Linked DNA regions of Homo sapiens: region 2 is linked to region 1. A link is a loop called in an ENCODE intact Hi-C map of the cell type or tissue named here. Cell type or tissue: IMR-90. All regions are shown on one strand. Links, peaks and the distances in the headings refer to the core of each region. The heading gives the core; the rest is flanking DNA.

The links. A loop is a pair of places that touch in the nucleus more often than their neighbours do. Peaks named below come from ENCODE experiments on the same cell type or tissue, not always from the same donor. Only the 100,000 strongest peaks of a DNase experiment are listed, where the experiment ranks them.
Region 2: a loop joins it to region 1, with 2.1 times the contacts of the local background. A loop is called at or near these places in 7 of 110 quality-filtered maps.

Annotation. Positions count from the first base shown.
Region 1 is chr7:156,470,023-156,478,356 of GRCh38, forward strand. RNF32-DT (RNF32 divergent transcript) reads right to left here. Exons shown (of 4, transcript NR_026865.2): 4 at 2,077-2,689. Among named protein-coding and RNA genes, the nearest start is that of LINC00244, 66 kb to the right of the region's middle. In IMR-90, for the core only: a CTCF peak has its summit at 3,649 (motif pointing left); DNase peaks (open chromatin) are centred at 4,339 and 5,829; H3K27ac peaks cover 845 bases.
Region 2 is chr7:156,746,822-156,755,155 of GRCh38, forward strand. All of the region lies in intron 9 of LMBR1 (limb development membrane protein 1), which reads right to left. Among named protein-coding and RNA genes, the nearest start is that of RNF32-AS1, 91 kb to the left of the region's middle. RefSeq lists an enhancer at 7,037-7,096. In IMR-90, for the core only: no CTCF peak of the experiment used is centred there; DNase peaks (open chromatin) are centred at 4,730 and 6,040; H3K27ac peaks cover 1,246 bases.

The sequences.
Region 1 (8,334 bases), core at 322-8,321:
GGTAAGAGGCAAAGTCAGGATAGCAGAGTAGAAAAATCACAAAACTCAGCAAAGATCGGTCAGCTCTAAGGCCCTTCCAGCTTATGAAGTAAACTGCTATACAGAGCTTCTAAGAACGAGGTGTTCTCTGATTAAGATGAAGCATTTTTGCCAAGGATCACCTAACATCAACTGTTGTTCACTGAGCTGGAGGGACACTGCACTCTACGAAATTTCTCTGCAGTGGTTTCTATGTGATGATGTTTCACCTGAACTGTAGGTCCCAGCGAGACACCCGGGCAAAGACCAAATGACTGGCAGGTGTGCTGTGCCAGGAGGGTGGCGACCTGTGGGGCCGCAAGGATGTCTCGGTCCTGACAGTGACGGTCATCATGGCATGCAGATGACAGCTGCTCATGCACGGGCCCTGGACGGGATGGGCCCCCACAAAAGGCTTCTCAGGATTCTTCCTGTGCTCTCAGCCTTGAACTCAACAGCACTAATGTGGCCCAACAGAAAAGCCACTTCCCAGGCCACAGTTCAGCGGACTAGCAGGGATGGCTGGGGCCGGGCCCGCCCAGTCTCTCCATCCGGGTCAACAGAAACCCCGCCTCCACGAGCCCAGCTCAGCTCCCCTCATCCGCGGCTGCCCTCCGGCGGCCTCCAGTGCCCTCAGACACCCTCCCTCATCTCCCCACACTTGCCGCTCCAGCCATCCTGCCCACTTTCTATAGTTGGGATGTGTGTCTCTGCCAAACCTCACATTGAAATGCTATCTCCAGTGTTGGAGGTGGGGCCTGGTGGGAGGTGACTGGATCACAGGGGTGGTTTCTCATGAGTGGTTTAGCACCGTCCCCGGTGCTGTTCTCGTGATAGTGAGGGAGCTCTCACGAGATCTGGTCGTTTGAACGTGTGTGGCAGCTCCCCGCTCTCCTGCTCCTGCTCCCGCCATTAAGACCCGCCTGCTTCCCCTTCACCTTCTGCCATGATGATGTTTCCTGAGGCCTCCCCAGAAGCCCAGCAGATGCCTGCACCATGCTTCCTGTGCAGCCTACAGAGTCATGAGCCAATTAAACCTCTTTTCTTTCTAAATTACCCAACCTCAGGTATTTCTTTATAGCAGTGCGGAAACGGCCTAACTCGCCCCACTTACTGTGGACTCACTGCCTTGGACGGCTCGGCCTAGTCTTCGTCTTTATCCTGTTTTCTACAGTTCTCCGCATGGAGTTGACAGTAAGCAAGCCTCCAGGTCGCCGGAATCAAAGACCGAAACCCTTCATCCTGAGGGCTGCAGGATCATGTAGTTGAGATGGAGAACAGTTCAGCACAATGTTCCTTTGAGACTCACCGCTAACACCGAAAGTAAGTGGTTGAGGACAGAGCCAGGCAGTGAGAATACAAGGAATGTCTGGAACCCGTAGCAGTGCCTCTCTGGGCCTCCCCTGCATGTTGAGGAAGACAACAACGCAAGCACCAGCAGCAGAAAATGAGAAAATTGCTTCACAGCACAGGGCCCTTCCTTTCTTCTCTCCTTTGCCTCTGCCCTTTGCTGAGAAAAAGCCTCTTCAGCAATCACTCATTGCTTCCCAGCCCGTAGAGCAAGGACAGGCTACTTGGCTCTCTCCGTCAGAAGCTTTAAAACAAGAACCAAATCCTGAAAGGCCTGAGAAGAAGGAAAAAGCAGAAAAAAAGCTGAAAGCTGACGTGGAATCCCGGTTCCAGGAGCCGCTCTCATTCTGCCAGGCCGGGATGCAGTATGAGCCTCTTTCCATCTGATTTGTCTTTTGTTCCAGTACCTGGCCTATTAAGTGCTTGTGAATGAAGAGAACTGATATTCACTAAATTCCTACTATGTGCCGAGGACTACTCCACGTTCTTTCCATAGCTCATCTTTACCAGTTAGCTCATCTTTACCAGTGGAGGTGAAGAGATGAGGACGCCCAAGGTCAGAAAGCTTGCAGGTGGCTCAGGTTGGCAAGGTTTATAAGCGTGGGGATTGCAGTAGAAGACCTAGCCCGGTACAAGCTTAGAACACACTTCATCAATACTCATCGAATGCTTGAGTCAATACATGTCAAATAATAGAACAAAGGACTTAGTTCTGTTCCCATACTAGGAGAAACATGGGCCTTTATTGCACCTCAATAGGGAGGGGGTTGGAGGGACCAGATATGCATGCTTGAGGCTTTGTGGTGGTGAAGACGTGGCCCCTTCATGAGCAGAGTTAACATGCAGGTGCACTAACATAATACTCCCCCACTGTGGAGACCGTTACGACACATGCCTATGTTCCTTATTCTTGAGGATTTTAAACCTTCGGAAAGACAAACCCATGGGGACATTACGTGCTCATTCACGTCCCTGCCCTGTTTCCAAAAGATCATCATGTTCTGCAGATTCTACTTCCAAAATGTCTTTGAACCTGGCCCACCCAGGGGAACTCCCTTCCTCTGATTCCACTGGTCAGAGCCTCTCACAAATGAACTCATCTCTCCTCACTTATTACTGACTACGATATCCCCATTGCCCGGTACAATGCCTGACACACAATAGGTGCTCATTAAACGTCTTTGGATGAGTGATTGAGGGAACGAAGCCATCTCCTGGTCCTGCGTGCTTTGCCTGTCATTCCATCCTCCTCACCGCTGCAGAGTCCTCTTTCTAAAGCACTCATCTGTCTTGAGAACGGAGGGCTGAGAAATATTCTTCCCTGAGAAAGAAAAGACACTGCTTAATCTCAAAATATATGTTCAGCAAGAGGAATATTTTTATAAAAATAAAGGATAAGCTGAAAGAATGTAAGCAGAAGCTGTAATTTCAGCAGTGGCATTTACCCCGTTTGTTTTAAGCATTGGCAGTGTATATTACCCTGCATTAGCCGCAAGGATAAACAGTGTTTTCAGATTCAAATATGTCAATTACAACATTCCTGGATATTCGGAGGTCTTTTCCTGTTCTATTTCTTACGCTGTTCCTCTCAGAGTTCAAATCAAACCTCCAAAAACTATTTTTTTTTGTTCATTGTGAGCTCAGCGTGGCTAATCTTAATTTTACTACTCTTGTGAAAACATCCAAAACCAAATTTGCCTTGGTAAGAAAAATTCATCATACAAAATGTCATATGTTTTTATTATCTGTTCACATAAAAACAGTATTAGTAAGGTTAGAGGTAAAAAAGTAAATGTAAATCTTAAACATAGTTTCTGAACTGCCTTGTCACTGAGAGTTAAAAATCCTCTAGCAACCTAACCCTTTGCATCTGACATTATTTTTTGTGACTATTCCTCTAGTGAAATAAGTCACTGACACTTTAGTGTAAGTTACTCCTAGTAAATCACTTTTACACAGGTTAAAGGGAAGCACAACAGAAAAACTGTAAGGAAGGTGGTGCAGATATCCAGATTTTGCCCAGGACAGCCTAAGCAGAAAGCTGCTTCCCTCACTTCCCTCCAAAGTCAAGAATTGAGAGGGAAGATGGCCTTCCAATTCCAGCCACTGATGAGAATAAATTCCGGAAAAACATATTAAACATAGCGTTTGACGCTTCTATCCACAGCTGGAAACATTACACAAATTTTAGTGAGCCCTGAATGCCAGCAGCCATAATTCCCAAATTCTTTTTTAAAATAATGAACTAATCCAGGTGAAGGACCTGCGGCTTGGCGCCATCTGGTGCCTGCACAGAGAAAGAACGTTCCATCGAGGCTGCAGTGCTGAGTCCCTTTGTTAGTCCAAGTGGGGAACACTTTTTAAAAACACAACCGTTGTCTTTCATCACAGTAAATCCTAAAGTGCTACTAACAACAAACTCAATCTGAAAATAAACTTGAAAATTATTTATAGTTTTTCCAACAATGATCTTATTTTGAGAGAGAATACATTAAGTTCTGCTAATACCAACCCTGGGCTCTTACAACATAGTGACTTCTACTAACTCTTTCTATGTGCATATGTTTTTTTAAATGATAAAAGCATTTTCCACAGGGGGATGCCAGTGAACTTTCTTTATCATTGAAGTGTACAGCACAAATGAGAACTTTTTCAAACACTGTTCCTAAGGCAACAAGATGCTACTTCCTAAAAGATATATTTAAGGGGCTAAATCTAAAGTTGATTTGAAAATTGGAAAAAAAAAATGAAAATGTTGATTATCCAAAATAATTAGGGAAATAAAACTGCAAAGATCTCAGAGTAGAATATTTTTACTTCTCAAAATATGGGCCTCGTTTCCTAGTTGTATCTGCCTGCAAAGGAACGGAACTAAAAGGCCAAAGCTCAGGGTCAACCCGGCTTCCTCAGCCCTGGTTGGATACATTCATCTGCATGCTCAGAACCAAGCTGACACCCATGAATGGAGATGAGTCACTGCGTTTACAAAGTTGTGGTTAAACATAGAAGGGTTTACTTCGCTTGTTTCATCCTTGCTTCTAATTTCTTCTTGACTTCAGTTCATCGTACAGACAGCCACTGAGTTAACTCTTCTCCAAGCAGTAGTTGGCTTCTGGGATGATGCTGACCCACCATCTTATTTCATCAGTTTTCTCCATGGTTCACCCCATATTCTTCCACACAAACTCAGTATTTCAGCCCGACTGGCACAGGAGGTGGCTTCCAAATACATCATAAACCTTCTCACCTGGTATTCTTCCTTTCTAGAATATTCTCTCCCTTCCTCTCTCATTACCTAAAGCCTCCAGGCTCCCGTTCAAGTCCCATTGTTTCCCTAAACACTTTCTGCAGGGGCTCCAAGTTGTGATCTCTCCACGTTCCTTGGTGCGGATAGTAGATTCTACACATTCATTTGGGAATTTCTGTACAGAATTGACATTTTTATTTTTATTTTTGAATTACACATTATTTTCCCAGCTAGACCATGAGATCATTCAATTTAGGAGCTATTTTATAGGTTTGGACACTAAACATTTTACAGTGTCCAATGATGATAACTAGTACTTGTTGGCAGTTGTTACATAATTGCTATGTTTTAAGTGATTTATCTAAAAACTCTTTAAGGTAGACGCTATTATTCCCTTCACTTTAAAGATGAGGAAACTGAGCAAAAAAGGTAAAGCCATTGAGCGGGAACATGATGGAGCTGGAATCCCACCCAGCTCTGCCTGCTCTGCAACCCACGTCTGCATGGCCATGTGAACCTACACCTCAGCACAGGCTCGAGGAGACGGCAATCAGTGACAGACAGCAGGCTTGTGCATGTTTAACTGAGAAGGCTGAGAGCAGCCAATGCTAATGAACACTTCAAGTCCACCACATCCTCCAGCCACAGCCATGCAGCCACACACCACACACTACTACCACTGTCCACACTCAATCCCTGCGGCTCACCACACACGGAGGGGGGTGCTGGCATGAAGGAGGAAGCATGTCAGGCTTCTCAGCCTCACGTCACCCACTGGCCAGGTGCTAACCTCAGATGACTGACTCCACCTCTCTGACCCTTGGCTTTCTCGTTCCTATAATGGAGCCAATCATGCACTCTGTGCAGGGTTGCTATGAGGGTTACAAGAAACCCATACAAGGAACGTCAGAAGCAATGTCCCCAAGGCAGCTGGTCACTGGCAGTTATCTGTTAGTCTGTACAACAGGTCTGGCATCTCCCTTGAGCTATAAACCAACCATAGACTGCAGTCCCACGTCTACAGGATGGATGGCCCACAGGCTCATCCCCACCACTCCCCATGCTCCTGCCACACTGAGCTCCGTCGCTTGACAACCTCAGAGCTGCTTACTGCCCCAGGAATAACAAACCTAATTCTTTCAGGACGTGGCCTGGCCCATTTCCCTTGCTTCCCACGTGCAATGTGCCTTTCTGGAATGCCTGTCCACTTGGCAGACTCCTACTCATCTGGATGACTCAGCCCAAAGCCAGCTCCTCCCAGGAGTGTCCTCAAGTCCCTAAACAGGGCCAGCCCTGCCTCCACCCCACCCCCCCATGCTCAAGCAGCTCCTTCCTCCATTTTGATCTTATTTCATGCCTGATCAACCTCATTGATGTGTCCTGAGCCCTGGGCTGCAGGCTCTTGAGGGCAGAGTTCGCATGCTTGCCTGGTACAAGGTGCTCAGTAAACGCTGATGGAATGAATGCACAAATGCACAAGCAGATGAGAGAGAAGGAAAGAAAACAACAAGAAGAGATGGAGACCAGGAGAGGCCGTGAGAAGGGAAGAAGGAAGAACAGGAAGGGAAGGGCACGTGGCCTAGGACCTGAAGACAGCAAGTGGGCACACTGCCATCCCCCCAACTTATAGGGTCCACATGGGAGACACCCATGCTTTGTGTCCTCAGGGTCCCATCAATGCCCTACTCAGGCAGAGGAGAATCCCAAATCCCACCTTCCTTCTCCTCCAAAAGAAACCACTCTGTGTCCATCTCTCATGGTGCCAGATTCCACTAGAGGAGGTGGGAAGAGTGGTTAATGAGTTTGAATCCAACATGGCTTTGAGAGCACCAAAAATCCACACCAGGTTTTTCTCTCTGCAAAGCCCTCTGTCTCCTCCAAGCAACCAGCTTACAACTTCCCCAGTGAGCGAGTCATGGAGCCAAAGTCAATCCATTTCTATCTCCAACCCCTGCCCACAGCACGTCCCTGCATGGGGAAAAGCACGGACAACAGGAAGGTTTAGCATGGGTATTACAAAAAGGGCTTCAGAAAATTATATTGAGAGGCTTTGCAGTCTTCAACTACCTATAAGTCCACCTCATTTTTAACTTTGGGGGGCATCATCCATGTTTCTGTATGATTTTTAAAGCTTCGTCCAGCAGTAGGTTCATGATCAGGCAGCCTCTCTCAGGTCCCAAGAACACCGTGGGGAAGTGCACAGGGCTCCCAGCCCAGAATCCCTGTCTGTGACCACAAGGGTTTGCTTTCCTTTGTGAAATGTATGTCACTCTCCTTCTCAAGAAACTTCAGCAGGGGAAAGCTCAAAGCTTTTCCTCTAAGATCAGAAACAAGACAAGGATGTCCACGCTCACCACTTCTACTCAATGTAGTACTGGAAATCCTAGCCAAAGCAATTAGGCAAGAGAAAGAAAGAAAAGACATTCAAATTGGAAGGGAAGAAGTTAAATTATTGTTGTTAGCAGACAACATGATCATATCTATGGAAAACCCTAAAGACTCCATCAAAAAACTATTAGAACTAATAAATGAATTCAGTAAAGTTTCAGGATACAAAATCAACATACAAACATCAGGAGCCTTTTTGTACACTAATAGGGAAATATTGGAAAAAGCAATGAGGAAAACAACACCATTTACAATAGCTACAAAAAATAAAATAATTAGAAATAAATTTAACCAAGGAGGTGTAATATCTCTACACTGAAAACTATAAAACATTGATGAAAGACACTAAAAAGGAAATAAAAAGATATTCATGTTCATGGATTGGAAGAATAATATTGTTAAAATATCCGTATGACCCAAAAGTGATCTACAGATTCAATATAATCCCCATCAAAATATCAACGATATTCTTCACAGAAATAGAAAATATATAATTTATATGGAACCACAAAAGAACAGCCAACGTTATCCTGAGCAAAAAGAGCAAAGCTGGAGGCATCACATTACCTGACTTCAAAATATACTACACAGCTATAGTAATTAAAAGAGCATGGTGCTAGCACAAAAACAGACACACAGACAAATAGAACAGAATAGAAAGCCTAGAAATAAATCTGTGTGTTTATAGCCAGGTGATATTTAGCAAACATGCCAAGAACACCCAATGGAGAGAGGAGAGTCTCTTCAAAAAATGATATTGGGAAAACTGGATAGCCACATGCAGAAGAATAAAACTAGATCCTTGTCTCCCACCATGTGAAAAACCTACTTAAAATGGATTAAAGATTTAACTGTAAGACCCAAAACTATGAAACTACTGGAAGGAAACACAGGGGGAAACTCCAAGGCATGGGCGTCTGCAGTGATTTCTTGGATATGACCTCAAAGCACATGCAACAAAAGCGAACACAGACAAATCGGAATGCATCAAACTAAAAAGCTTCCATACAGCAAAAGAAACAATCGACAGAGTGAAGAGACAACTTAAGAATGGGAGAAAATATTGCAAAACTGTGCATCTGATAAAGGGTTAGTCCCCAAAATACATAAGGAACTCAAACAACCTAATAGTAAGAAAACAACCCAATTTTTAAAAATGGACAAAAGATCTGAAAAGATCCATCTTTGGATCCCATGTTGTCCAAGCCTGAATTCTTGAGAAAATTCTTTTCTGTGAGGGACGAGCCAGGAGGACTGAGATGGAAGTGAGGATAAAGGAGGTAACAAAGTTGTGTTTGATAGTGACGCTTCGGACGACGGCCTCAGAGATT
Region 2 (8,334 bases), core at 245-8,244, 280 kb after region 1:
AGGCATTATGTGGATTTAAGTTATACCAAAAATTTAAAATATCCCGAGGAACTGCATTATCATTACTTTATTTCCAAATGAATCTAAAATGTCCAGTGTCAGCATTGTCTAGTCAATAAGTCAAACTGGTAGACAAAACCTGTTTAGACAAGTCACAAGAAATAAAAAGGGATTCTCCAAGAAAACCACAAAGCAGCTCATTTAAGGTCAATTTAATGGTATTATTCTGTTTTTCTTCCAGCCCCAACATAAGATTTCACTACCTCAAAGGAAATTGTAAGAGTATCTATTTGCATTCCCCTTAGGTGATTGGCAGTTCAACACCAATTAGTTCAAAATTACACTGTTAACTAACATGCAATAAAAACAACACCTTTCATCTTTCTTACATAGGTAAGAATAACTTCAGAGCCAATAACTTTGATCAAGTAAGTATTTTTGATCCTGCCCCACCCGTCTCTTTGGATTCAGGAAAACTAATAGCTGAAGGCAACTTTTCCCAGCTTTATTCTTAAGCTGAAAAACTAGTGTGGTATTAAAAATATTTTGCTTCCAAGATAACAGAATTTCCCAAAGTCCAGTATTTATTCAATAACTAAGCTGTCCTTACAACTTTCTTAATATATAAGACAGCCTTCATATATAAAAGGAGAGGTACTAAGTATTTAACTTAAAATATAAAATGTATTTTTAAAAACAAATACAAATTTCCAATTAGATCTGCAAGCCCTTCAAATAATTGATGAAATACAATTATCTCCCTAAACAATTCAGTGTCCTAAACTTAGTCTCATAATGAGTACTATTTGGAAGTAGATACCTCTAACATAAACAGATTGATGTTACATTTAACTTTTAATTTACCATATAACCAAAAAAAAGTTTGATTAGAAAATATTATCCAAGAAGCTCTTTAAAAATTTGATTATACTTATTACTTTAAATTTGACCAAAGTGATCTCTATCACAAAGAATGTGAGGTCACTCAAATACTATAAATTATTTCTAATCACTTAGGCAAACAACTTTGTTGTTAAAGCCCAAATCTCCTAATAATTCACAGAGCAAACAGTTTCCATCTCTCTAAGCAAACACTACTTACTGTACACCACAGAGCCAATGCTGATTAGGCAAACTCCAGAAAGCATTTGAAAACTGAAGCCAGGACATTCAAATCTCTAATGTATCTATTTCAGCATGAACTAACACTGTTACTATCTACAAAGGAGAGAGTCAGCCCATATACTCGAAAACTCTGTATCTATGTCTATTCCACTTGCAATGCTAATAATTATTAAAATAATAGTTTCTTTTTACTTCTGACATATCCACAAAAATATGGCTATTGACCTAGTAATGTGAGACTTTTGAGATCCAACAAAACTGTGAAAATGCAAATATGCTTTCATTACTAATGACTGCAAGATAGAAATTGTTAAATAATCAACTTTAGGAACATTATATAATGCTAGGTACAATTAAAACAATGGTTTGGCTTTTTTCTACTTTAGATATAAGCTACTAGATCTAAACTAGATAAGATGTTAAGATAATTTTTAAACTTTTATGTTTATATAAGCTACTATTGGGAATACCATCACCTATCTAAGTTGTAGTTGAGAAAGTAGCTCGGGTATATTAAATTCATCTTCTACTACACAAATTTGGATTTTTTTTTCTTTATTGAGGCGGAGTCTTGCTCTGTTGCCCAGGCTGTAGTGCACTGGCATGATCTCGGCTCATTGCGACCTCTGCTGCCCAGGTTCAAGTGATTCTCCTGCCTCAGCCTCCCGAGTAGCTGGGATTACATGCGCATGCCACCACGCCCAGCTAATTTTTGTATTTTTAGTAGAGACGGTGTTTCACCATGTTGGCCAGGCTGGTCTTGAACTCCTTACCTCAGGTGATCTGCCCACCTCAGCCTCCCAAAGTGTTGGGATTACAGGCGTGAGCCACTGCACCCAGCCAATTTGGATCATTTTTATAGAATAACTCTCTCTATATATATATTTCATAAAATATATGATATTTAACTCATTCTATAGTTCATTATTCCTAAGCATTCCTCATTTACTGATTTTATATTAGCATATATCTCTGGCAGTCACCTCATTTCATCTTGCAAAAAAATAATTTCTATGGGCCACATTTTATTGTCATAAATTGTGAATAACGGCCCAAGAAGCTGAATAAATTATAACAAGGAATTTCTGACCATTTCAGATCCTTGGACACAAATGTTTTTTGATTATATTTGATCACTTTCACGCTAATACCAGACATTTCTCAAAGTGGCCCAGAGTCTGATAAATTCAAAATATTCTCCCTTCAGTGACGTAACTAACAGCAAATAGTATTTGTAGGATTGTCATTGCCAGAACCTAGAAGAATGCCTAGAGAAAGCCAAGATGAAAGTAATTTAGAGGACAGAAGAGAATCTGGCATGAGCTTCCATATATCAAGTGTGTTATATGAAAGAATGTAATGACCAAATTAGCAAATCACCTTGCCAATGATAACTGAAAATGTCTCTGACAGACTACTACTCTGAGATAGTCTAAAGAAGCAACTGCTCTAAAAAAGCAACCATAAATGCCACCCTAAACCTTGGCACCTTCATAAAATTCCCTGGCAAATTCAACTTGGTTATAAACAGCAAAATTCAAGGACTGATGATGACACTAAGTGCTTCTGACAGGTCACAAATTCTACAAAAAGCTTGTATAAGACATGTCTTGTTTTTTTTCAATCCCTTTATTTTTATTTTTTAGGATAAAAAGGTATTCCAATCTGACACCCAGCAAAAATGAAACAACAATATAATCTGTGCTTTTAAGAATAAATAATTAATACAAGCTTCAATGGCAAGGACTTTTTCGTTTTTTTTAGATGGAGTCTCGCTCTGTTGCCCAGGCTGGGGTGCAATGGCGTGATCTCGGCTCACTGCAACCTCCCCCTCCCAGGTTCAAGCGATTCTCCTGCCCCAGCTTCCCAAGTAGCTGGGATTACAGGCACCTGCCACCACACCCCCTAATTTTTGTATTTTTAATAGAGACCGGGTTTCACCATGCTGGCCAGGTGGGTCTTGAACTCCCAACCTCAGGTGATCTGCCTGCCTCGGCCTCCCAAAGTGCTGGGATTACAGGTGTGAACCACTGAAAAGATGAGAATCAAGCAGGAAAGTAACTGCCATAAGAAATGATACACTAACTTTTTATCATGAAGATGAAAATCGTATCTAAAGAAACTGAGTTGAATTATTAAGTTCAAAGACTATGATATTTTAAAATAAATTAAAAGAACTCCGGAGGTTTTGAACTTAAACAACAAAAAATAATTTCTCTTCATTATGGTACTACTTCCAAAGTTACCCAGTACACCCATAGGCTATACACACACAAAAGCTGATTATTTCAATTAATGCCGTTGCATTACTTAAACATTTAAACATGTTAAGTGTGCGTGTGTGTGTGTACGTGTGTGTGTGTGTGTGTATCCTCTTAATGCTAGGAAGGAATTACAAAAGATTTTCTACCACAATTAATGTAATGGGACTTTCTGTTGGGCTACTCTTTAGGAGTCTTGGAGTAGAAATGGTTCTTGATTACTCATATTCCATGGCCATAACAGTAAGGGGAAAACTGCCTTATTTCGGCCTCTTCACTAACACTCCAGTGCACGTGGTCTTCCTGCCTCTCAACGTTGGTGTGTCCTTGGCAGTCTCCACTATGGGCCTTCCTAAGAAATCTCTCCAAGTGATTCTGTCCGGTCTTGTCACCAAATTTTACTTCCTCTTCCTTTTTCACTTCTATGGTAAAATGACAACTCTCCATCATGTGCGTTTTTCATCTATTAATTTACTTATGGGACAAATGTTTACCACATATCCACCATGTGTCTAGCAACATTATAGAATCAGGGTACAGAGGGAAAGAAAACTAACAAAAATCGCTGCCCCAATAAGGTGCGGTGGCTCCCACCTGTAATTTACAAAAATCCCTGCCCCAGTTAGGTGCAGTGGCTCACACCTGTAATTTTAACACTATGGGAGGCCAAGGCTGGCAGATCGCTTAAGCCCAGGAGTTTGAGACCAGCCTGGGCAATATGGCAAAACCTTGTCTCTACAAAAAACACAAAAATTAGCCGGGTATGGTGGTGGGCGCCTGTAGTCTTAGCTACTCAAGAGGCTAAAGGGGAACGATCACCTGAGCCCGGGAGGTTGAGGCCACAGTGAGCCGTGATTGTGTCACTGCACTCCAGCCTGGGTGACAGAGTGAGACCTTGTCTCAATAAATATAATTAAATAAATAAATCCCTGGAGTTCATGTTCTAGTGTGGAGAGACAGGCAATATACTAAAAGACTTAACATGTGAGACAGTAAAAAATGCTATAGAAAAAAATAATGCAGGAAAGGGGAAGCGTAGAGCAGAGGTAGGGCTTAGTGATACAATCGATATCCACAAGGCTCACTCCAGAGTGGGGGAAAGCTCCACGAAAGGGTATTTAGGTAAAGACCTGGAAGAGAGAAGGTGGAGGAAAACACAATAAAAATGCCCCAAGGGAAGGGGCTCAGTGGGGGAAGAGCAAAGAGACAGCAGGCATCAGACATGGGGCAGGAGTGAGCAGCCACTGCAAGGACTCTTGCTGTTATCCAGACTGAAACAGAAACCATCATCTGAGGACTTGGAGCAAATAAGTGGGAAGATCTGACTCATATTGTCAGAGACTCTCTCTGACTCACTAGGCCCAAGACAGATACGCACGGAAGCCATTAGGAAGCTACCGCAAAAACCTCTCCAAGGGGTGGTGGTAGCACAGGTGGTGAGGCACAGTCAGATTCTGGAGCTACTCTGAAGCTGGAGCCAACAGCTTTGCAGAAGGAATCCATATGGGAATTAAGAGAAAGAGACTCCAAGGATTTGGCCTGAGTAGCTGGAAGAATGATTTGTCACCTGTAGAGAAGGGCCGATGGCAAAAGCAGCAAAATCTAGAAGTAAAGATCTTGAGTTTACTTTGGACATATGTTTAAGATGCCTATTGGACATCCAAATGGAAATTTCCACTAGACAGTTAGATCTTTAAGTTCAAAGCTCAGAGTAGAGGTCGCAGCTTATAGGTGGTATTTAAAGCCATGAAACCAGATGAACTAATAAGGGAGTAAAAGCAAATAGAGAATTTTAAAGACGGAGGCATGAGACTTTCCAGGTGAAGAAGTTATAGACACAGAAAAGCCAGAAAAGTGGATTGAGAAAAAGCAGCCCGTTAAATAAAAGGAACAGGAAAGTATGGTGAACTGAAAACCAAGTGGAATAAAAGACATTTCGAGGAGGAAAGAGAGGAAGATAAGGACTACGAAGTCACAGACCAACCTGACCATGGCATTTCATAGAACAGTGGAAGCAAGAGTGAGTTTCAAAACAAAATGTGAAACCCATGAGCACACAACTCTTGTGAGCTTTGCCATAAAGACCAAAGGAATGGGTGGTGACCTGGAGGGGATATGGGGTCAAGGCAGATTCCTTCTTCTGTCTCTTTCTGGGAAAATTATAGCATATCTTTATGCTGATGGAAAGGATACAGTTGGGGAAAAACTGGATCATGACAGAGACAGAGAGTCAGAAAGAGGAGAATTGCTAGATCGTGTCCTTGAATCAGTGAGAAGAGATGGAATCCAGGGCACTAGGGGAGCGCTGGCATTAGCCAGGCACACAGACAATTCAGCCACAGCATCGAAGGAAAAGGCAGCTGTGAGGGGAGCTGCAGGGAGGAGGGTTGGCATGAAGGAAAAAGCTTGTGAAAATTCTCTTATGATTGCTTCTGTTTTCTTAAGAAAATAGAAAACAAGGTCACCAGTGGAGAGTAAGGTGAAGATCTGAGGGAAGAAAAGACAGAATAAAGTCATCCAGGAGAATGTAAAGTTAATTTAGGATATTGGTCACATATATAAAGGAAGGCCAGGCAAGAGGGTCAGTCAGCCAGCTAGGAGTGAGAGCACAGAACAGGGAGAGGCTAGCAGAATGAAGGCTCGGGTTTCAGCACAATCCAGTGAGACCACAAAAGGGAGCTAAGAGTGTACGCAGGGGACTGATTCTAACAACAGTCCAGGAATGTAAACTGTGCAAGGAAGTAGGGGGATGGGGAAATGATGGGGGGTGAGAAAAAGGTGTTAGGATCAGGGTATGTTAAATCTCCATACTGAGGAATTGTAGGAAATGGGAGTGCTAGAAGAAGTGAACTGGAAAAAGGAGAAGTGGTAGGTGGAGAGTAGGATGCTTGATTGTAAGATTATGCAAAAGAACTTGGATGGGTTATGTCACAGGCACGAGCGGGTGAGGCAGACAACCACAGGGACAGGCAAGGAGTGTCCTGGAGTGATGGGAAGGACATGCACACAGACACCAAATCACCACGAAAAAGGCACAGAATCAGAGAAGGATTAGAAACGAGGAGCAAAAATCCTCCAGAAGGGAGCAGAAAAGGCCTGGGAGGTGAGCAAATGACAGGACTAGGTCATGGTCTGATGACATGAGATCCAAAGTGCTGGAGAGTAGTAAAAGGGAACAGGAGGGCACCTACTCAAACTCCAGGACCAGCCAAATGAGGGATGTGGGTAGAAGCGAGCCATCACATGAGCGGGTGGCAGGAATGTGTGCCAAGTTTCTTTGAGCAAGAAAGTGGCAGTTGAAGATACAGGGGTTTTGTTCATGAGTTAATTCTCAGTTCCAAATGGCACAAGCAGAAAGTTTCAGAAGCTAGAGGAAAGTGGAAAATCAGGTCAGAAATGGGATGTATAGAGACACAGGGCGCAAGGAACCTGGATGTTCTGGGCTCCATGTGCTGACCATGATAAAGAGGAGTGATGGACACAATGTACCCATTAGTCCTGACAGTCCCAAAGCAGACGGCAGAGGGGAGGCTGTGTGCTGTGGGGAAGGGGAAGGCCGCCTGCCGAGATCACAGTGAGCTCTGTGGACATCTCTCTACTCCTGCCATGACAACAGGGACATGAGGGAGGCGCTGTCTTAGCCAAACGACAGGTGCTCTGGGGCTCCCTCCTGTCTCAGAAACACAGAACTCCTTCCTCTCTATTCCTTTTTTTCAAGTAGTTAAGCACTAGATGAAAACTTACAAATTCTTGTCCTTTTTTCTCTTCTTCTTCAGGCAACTAGCCTATGATCTCGAGACTCAGCGTCTTAATTCATCTACACAATATCTAGTGCTTAATTAAGATCCGTAATAAGCAAAAAAGGAAAGAAGAAAGGGTAGAGAGCAGCTGATAACAAGATGGCTTATTCAGGATACCAATTAACATTATCACAGCACACAGCTTTGCTTTACTTTATTAACATTCCATGAAACAATATTAACAAGAACAAAACCTCCCAATAGCTTTATGCCTACAGCACCATCAAATAAACAAATTGAGAAGTCACAGTCAGGCATTCCAAAACAAACTGATACTGATTATTTTTAAAACCAAGTATGAAAATTCAACTCTAGTAATATCATAACTACCACAATAACTCAACGTTACTTTTTAAAAAAAATACTGTTATTTCTACAGCAAAGCACTTCTTGGTGCTGGCTGTCATGTTTTTTTGCATTAACGGTACAACTGAGCTCAGAGTAAGCCACACTGACACCCCAAAGATTTCTGCAATGCACACCACACATCCCAACACACACTAAGAAAGCGCCGCCAGCAACTCTGTGATCAATCAGCAATGGAATTTGTATTTTTTAAAAAGTCTTTTAGTCTCATTATTCTGGAATTCTTTTTAATAGCAAGAGTAAAACAATAAACTCTTTACTTTTGTTTTATAAATTAAAATAGAAAGTAACTGTTACAACAAAACACACTAGTCATAATACTAGATTAAATAAAATCCAGGGGATGGTTTCTCTTACCTCCTATTTCTATTTTCTGAAGAAATGGTAAGTCGTGATTTTTTCAGTCTTGCCTTCCTACACATATTTCTAAGCATACCCTACTGAAGCTCACAATTCTTAATCTGTATTAGTCAAAATGTCCATTTTGCCATAGAACCATTTATGTTATAAACATAAATCATTTAGCTCTTTATTTTCCACCTGAAACAGTCCACAGTGGCTAACCAGCAGCAAACAGCAAAATCATAATTATCCTAACACATCACTTAAAGAGTTTCACTGAAAAGATTTTAGACAATCTACCAAACGGATGATAAACAGTGCATGGCCTACCAAAATGGTATGTAAAAAAATTATACTTAGCATTAGTTATCATAACATCCTCCATCCTCTCCAGGTCCAATCCATCTCTTCTCTGTAACATTTCTATGCCAGTGAGGTGT